2 separate regions of the Homo sapiens genome follow, and region 2 is linked to region 1. Evidence: read pairs that join two places in POLR2A ChIA-PET (ENCODE). Cell type or tissue: OCI-LY7. All regions are shown on one strand. Each heading gives the region's core, and the rest is flanking DNA. Links, peaks and the distances in the headings are about the cores only. Region 1 has its middle 59 kb from the start of SHLD1. Region 2 overlaps GPCPD1 (glycerophosphocholine phosphodiesterase 1).

What was found. ChIA-PET counts read pairs that join two places held together with the same protein. Peaks named below come from ENCODE experiments on the same cell type or tissue, not always from the same donor. Only the 100,000 strongest peaks of a DNase experiment are listed, where the experiment ranks them.
Region 2: POLR2A ChIA-PET joins it to region 1 with 6 read pairs; 3 of 35 experiments call an interaction of 5 or more read pairs at or near these places.

The regions. Positions count from the first base shown.
Region 1 is chr20:5,690,343-5,693,258 of GRCh38, forward strand. No RefSeq gene overlaps it. Among named protein-coding and RNA genes, the nearest start is that of SHLD1, 59 kb to the right of the region's middle. In OCI-LY7, for the core only: no CTCF peak of the experiment used is centred there; a DNase peak (open chromatin) is centred at 1,779; H3K4me3 peaks cover 999 bases; H3K27ac peaks cover 2,500 bases.
Region 2 is chr20:5,556,196-5,559,111 of GRCh38, forward strand. GPCPD1 (glycerophosphocholine phosphodiesterase 1) reads right to left here. Exons shown (of 20, transcript NM_019593.5): 18 at 2,489-2,624; 19 at 1,750-1,910. Among named protein-coding and RNA genes, the nearest start is that of LINC01729, 48 kb to the left of the region's middle. In OCI-LY7, for the core only: CTCF peaks have their summits at 1,106 (motif pointing right) and 1,312; a DNase peak (open chromatin) is centred at 1,126.

The DNA of each region.
Region 1 (2,916 bases), core at 268-2,767:
AGAGACTGCACTGAGCCGTGATCGTGCCACTGCACTCCAACTTCAGCCTGGGTGACAGAGCAAGACCCTGTCTCAAAAAAACCCAAAAACTTAAAATAGGGAGATTATACTGTATTATCTGGGTGGTCCCAATTTAATCGCATGATCCCCTAAAACAGAATTTTCTCCAGCTGGAGTCAGACAGATGTGGCAGAAAGAAAAGTCAGGGAGGTTTTTAAGTGTGAGAAAGACTTGACCTGTGAAGGGGCCACATGGAAAGCATGAGAAATAATGCAGGAAGCTTCTTGGAGCAAAGACTGGCCCTCAGCTCACAACCAGCAAGGAAGGTGGGACGCCAGCCCTACGACCACAAGGAACTAAATTTGACCAACACCTGAAGGGGATCCATCCCCAGAGCTTGCAGTAGGGAACCCAGCCCTGTCACCACCTTGAGTGAGGCTTTCTGGGGCCCTGAGCAGATGACTCAGTTGAGCCAGAGTTTTTGAGAGTGGGGCTCTGACCTACAGAACTGTGAGACAATAAATGAAATTGCTTTAAGCCACTCCATTTGTAGTAATGCTATAGCAGCAATAGGAAACCTACACCCTGACATGTCAACTAACTACTGCAAGCCAATGTGAATACGACCTTCATGGAGTGTGTCCCAGGCCATGGGCAGAAGAGGGAATAGCCAGCTCTGCTAGGGAAAGTGAAGAAGGCTTCTCAGAGAAGGCATGCTTTGGGTCCTCTAGAGGTGGAGCCTGAGATGAGATTCCAGTGCAAGCAATGGTTTTGGGTGATGTTCCCAGGAATCAACAGTAAGGGAGTGACAGAGTGAGACAGAAAAAAGGAAAGAAGTCAGTAAAAGTGTGTGCGGTGGCTCATGCCCGTAATCCCAGCACTTTGGGAGGCTGAGGTGGGCAGATCATGAGGTCAGGAGTTTGAGACCAGCCTGGCCAACACGGCAAAACCTCATCTCTACTAAAAATACAAAAATTAGCCGGGCATGGTGGCGGGCGCCTGTAATCCCAGCTACTCCGGAGGCTGAGTCGGGAGAATGGCCTGAACCCGGAAAGGCAGAGGTTGCAGTGAGCCAAGATTGTGCCATTGCACTCCAGACTGGGCGACAAGAGCAAGACCCCCATCTCAAAAAAAAAAAAAAAAAAAGTGAATCAGGCTGGGCATGGTGGCTCACACCTGTCATCCCAGAACCAGAACTTTGGGAGGCCAAGGGGGACTGATAACTTGAGCTCAGGAATTAGAGACCAGCCTGGGCAACATGACAAAACCCCGTCTGTACAAAAAACACAAAAATTAGCTGGGAGCGGTGGTGCATGCCTGTAGTCCCAGCTACTTGGGAGGCTGAAGTAGGAGGATTGCTTGAGCCTGGGAAGTCAAGACTGTGGTGAGCCGGGATCACGCCACTGCACTCCAGCCTGGGTGACAGGGCCAGACCTTGTTTACAAAAAAAAAAAAAAAAAAACACCAAACTTATTAAGCAAGTTACCATTGTAGGCAGCTGGAGCTTTATCCTTCTCGGGGATGCTGGGAAACTGTAGATTTTGTCTGGGAGGGATGGAGGGACGGGGATTTATGCATCTGCTTCCATCAATATTGGTTGGGAGCCTCTTTTGGGGCCATTAATTCCCTAGTACTCAGCCCTTCGATGTATGTATGCAGAGCAGGCACCAACAGTTTCAGAAAACACTCAGGCAAAAGGTTGCAGGTGCTAGCACTTGGCAGTCTGATTGGTGTGCACTGAACCAGTGAGGCCAAGGGGCCAAGGGAAGGGGGAGCACCGGCAGCATTTGAAGGGAGTGAGGGTTTACCAGGCAGAGACCAGAGCAGGTGTTGCAGGCAGACGGAAATGGTTATGCACACAGAGGCCCAAAAACAAGCAAAAGAGTTCTGTGAAGTGGCTAGAGGATTTGAATCTGGAGTTGGACAAACAGGTTTGAATCCTGACTCTGACTCCTCACTGCTTATTCTCCTTAGGCAAGTCACTCCACTGCTCTGAGCATCAGCTATATGATGGGAATTATGGTAGGACCTGCCTCATTGTGCTGTCACAAGGATTAAATTATTTTATTTTATTTTATTTTATTTTATTTTATTTTATTTTATTTTATTTTATTTTTTGAGATAGAGTCTCGCTCTGTGGCCCAGGCTGGAGCGCAGTGGTGTGATCTCCACTCACTGCAACCTCTGCCTCCTGGGTTCAAGCGATTTTCCTGCCTTAGCCTCCCAAGTAACTGTGATTACAGGCGCGCGCCACCACCCTGCCTGGCTAAGTTTTGTATTTTTAGTAGAGATGGAGTTTCACCATGTTGGCCAGGCTACACTCGAACTCTTGACCTCAGGTGATCCACCCACCTTGGCCTCCCAAAGTGCTGGGATTACATGCATGAGCCACCATGCCCAGCCACAGGATTAAATTAGGTTATGCTTTAAAAGAGTATGGCACCTGGTCAGCCCTCAATAATGATAAGCAATACTTCTGTTGTTGTCCCACCAGTGGGTGAATGTTGGCTAGTTGGCTATGCCCACACAAAGAGTGCATGGAGACAAGGGGTCCAGTGGAGTAGTAGGCCAGAAAGGTGGGTAGCAGCTTCGAGGTACCCTGTGAGGTATTTTCAATTGTAGGCTCACCCAGACTGAACCAAGCACAGCTCACACTTGTAATCTCAGTGCTTTGGGAGGCCGAGGGAAGAACACTTGAGAGGCCAGGGGTTCAAGACCAGCCTGGGCAACAAGGAAAGACCCCATTTCTACAAAATAATAATAATTTAAAAAAAAATAGGCACAGTAGTGAGTGTCTGTAGTCCTAGCTACTCAAGAGGCTGAGGCAGGAGGATTGCTTGAGCCCAGGAGTTCGAGGCTGTAGGGAGCTATGATTGTACCACTGTACTCCAGCCTGGGTGACAGAGCAAGACTCCA
Region 2 (2,916 bases), core at 116-2,615, 130 kb before region 1:
TACAATGTAGTATAAACATAACTTTTTTTTTAGACAGAGTCTCACTCTGTCACCCAGACTGGAGTGCAGTGGCGCGATCTCGGCTCACTGCAACCTCTGCCTCCTGGGTTCAAGTGATTCTCCTGCCTCAGCCCCGAGCAGCTAGGATTACAGGCATGTGCCACCACACCCGGCTAATTTTTGTATTTTTAGTAGAGACAGGGTTTCACCATGTTGGTCAGGCTGGTCTCAAACTCCTGATCTCATGATCTGCCCGCCTCAGCCTCCCAAGGTGCTGGGATTACAGGCGTGAGCCACTGCGCCCGGCCTAAACATAACATTTATATGCACTCGGAACCAAAAGATTTAGGACTTGCTTTGCTGTGGTGGTCTGGATCCCAGCCTTCACTATCGCTGAGGTACACCTGTATGAGCAAGTCTGCTAATCCCTCAGCAGAGTAAATGACATCCCTTCTAACCCCAAATATCTTTATACTAAAGAAACCTTTTTGACTCTCAGATTAGTGGCTGCCAAAGAAGCTGATGGAAAAAAAAATATTTGTTCAATAAATTATTTGACTCCCTACTGGATGCCCCACATTGTTCTAACCTCAATAGCAATGAACAAATCAGGCAAACAGCCTTGCCCTCCTCATGGAGCCTATATTCTCATTTGCATGTGTGCATTAGTGCCCAGGAGGATGGAGGAAAGGGGCTAGGGAGAAAAACAAGTAAAATGTAACACAGAATATGTGGTGTGTCAGATGATGATAAATGATATGGAGACAAGTCAGGGAGTGCACTGTGAATAGAAGTTGTTATTTGAAATCAGTTATTCAAGAAAGTCCTCACTGAGGTGACATTTAAATTGTTACGGAAGTCTTTCTCCAAAGAATGGGAAACAGCAGATGGGGGAATTTTGTGGAAGGTCAGAGAGGGAAAGAGGGTTGAAGGTGGTGGGGTGGCAGATTGGCTCATATAGGGCCCTCAGGCTTCAGCTTTTCCTTTAGGTGACACAGAAAACTGTGGGAGAGTTTTAAGTAGCAACATGATCAGACATAGGTCTTAAAAGCTTCCCTCTCACTACTGTACTAAGAATAAACAGCCTGACCGTTAAGGGTAGAGGCAGTCACCAGGGGGCAGGCTACCTCAACAATCCACACCAAAGATGAGCTGCTTTACTTGAGTGACAACAGTTAACTTGGTGAGTAGTCTGATTCAGGATATATTTTGAAGACAGAACAAAAAGATTTTCTATCTGACTGGATTTGGGGTATGAGATAAAGAACAGAGTCATGGAAGACTAAGAATATGGTCTGAATTGTCACTTATACTGAAATCAGGAAGACTGTAAGAGGAACAGGTGTCAGTACCTGGAAATAAAAGTCTACAGAGGTCTAGGGAAGGGTCTGAGTTGGAGATACGTAAGTGTGAGAACACAGAAAGTTATGAAAAGCCACAGAATTGGACAAGAGGAATGAAAAAGTTGGTATAGACAGAGAAGAGGTCTAAGGGCTGGCAGTCACCCTCACCCCCAGGGTGATTTAGTATATATATCTGAGTTAAGGCCCAGTCATTTGAATCCTTAACAAGCTTCCCAAGTGATTCTGCTATCCTTCAAACTTTGAAAACACCCACAGGCAAATGTCAAGATAACCTCAGGCTGAACTGCAGAATTTTAACTTAACTAAGTTTAATTTTATTTATAATTTCGTAAGATGAAATCTATACTTCTAAATTCCATGAAAATTTTTCATGAAAAACAAATACCTATCATAAATTAGACCATTAACTCCAAGTTCCTTCAATTTCCTTCTGTTTTCAGGATCATTGGTATCATCACCCCAGCAGAATATGACTAGTCCCTTAGCTTTTGCCTCTTGAATATAGGATGGGTTTCTGAGCAAGTCTTCAGTATGTACATTTATCCCCTAGAAGAAGAAAAATTAGTTGTGCATGAAAAAGAAACATTAACTGCAAAGCTAAATGCTCACACTCTAAATCAGTGCTCTCCAAAGTACAGCAGGCGGGAAAAGAAAATGGTAGATTTTTTTCTTCCAATTACTTTAACTTATTCTTTTTAATGGACACTTCATACATAAATATATTCACAATATATTAATATATACATAATGTATAAGCATACATATTGAATGTGCAGTCAAAAAATGTACTAATGGAATGCTCTACCAAAACAAGTTCACGTTCATCTGTAAAATGGGAATAATATTTTTAAAAGGCATACAGTCTGAACATTTTTAGATTATTCATAAAATCTATTCAGAAAGTTAAACTAAAAAATTTAACGTATGCCTATAACAAATTTTGTACTTAATGTAATTGTTTTTCATCCTGAGATCTAATATCCTCGTTTTTAAGTAGAGCCACTTGTTTGCTACAGTTTAGTCAAAACGTTAACATTAGATGGGTAAAGTAATATGAAATCTTTACTACTACTCCAAAATAGAAAACAGAACATTAAAAAGATAAAAATTCAAACATAACTTACCAGTAGATTTTCAAACTGTGCAAAGCTCATTGCAATGGGGGTTGTCCGAGATCTGAGGTCCATGAGTTCAGGATAAATCTCAGATTTTCCTTGAGTTAAAAATAGTATCGGATATTTGTTCTGCTTTTGCCGAACCCTGAAAAGAAACAATTTTAAAAATACCTTTCAATGGGGGGTAACTGTAATATTCCTTTTTGGAATTTTAGAAAACACTGAAAGTATAAAGAAAACAAACGAGGCCGGGCATGGTGGCTCACACCTGTAATCCCAACACTTTGGGAGGCCAAGGCGGGCAGAGCACTTGCGGTCATGAGTTCAAGACCAGCCTGGACAACATGGCGAAATCCCATCTCTACTAAAAATACAAAAATTAGCCGAGTATCATGCACAGGCTTGTAATCCCAGCTACCGAGGAGGCTGGGGCACCA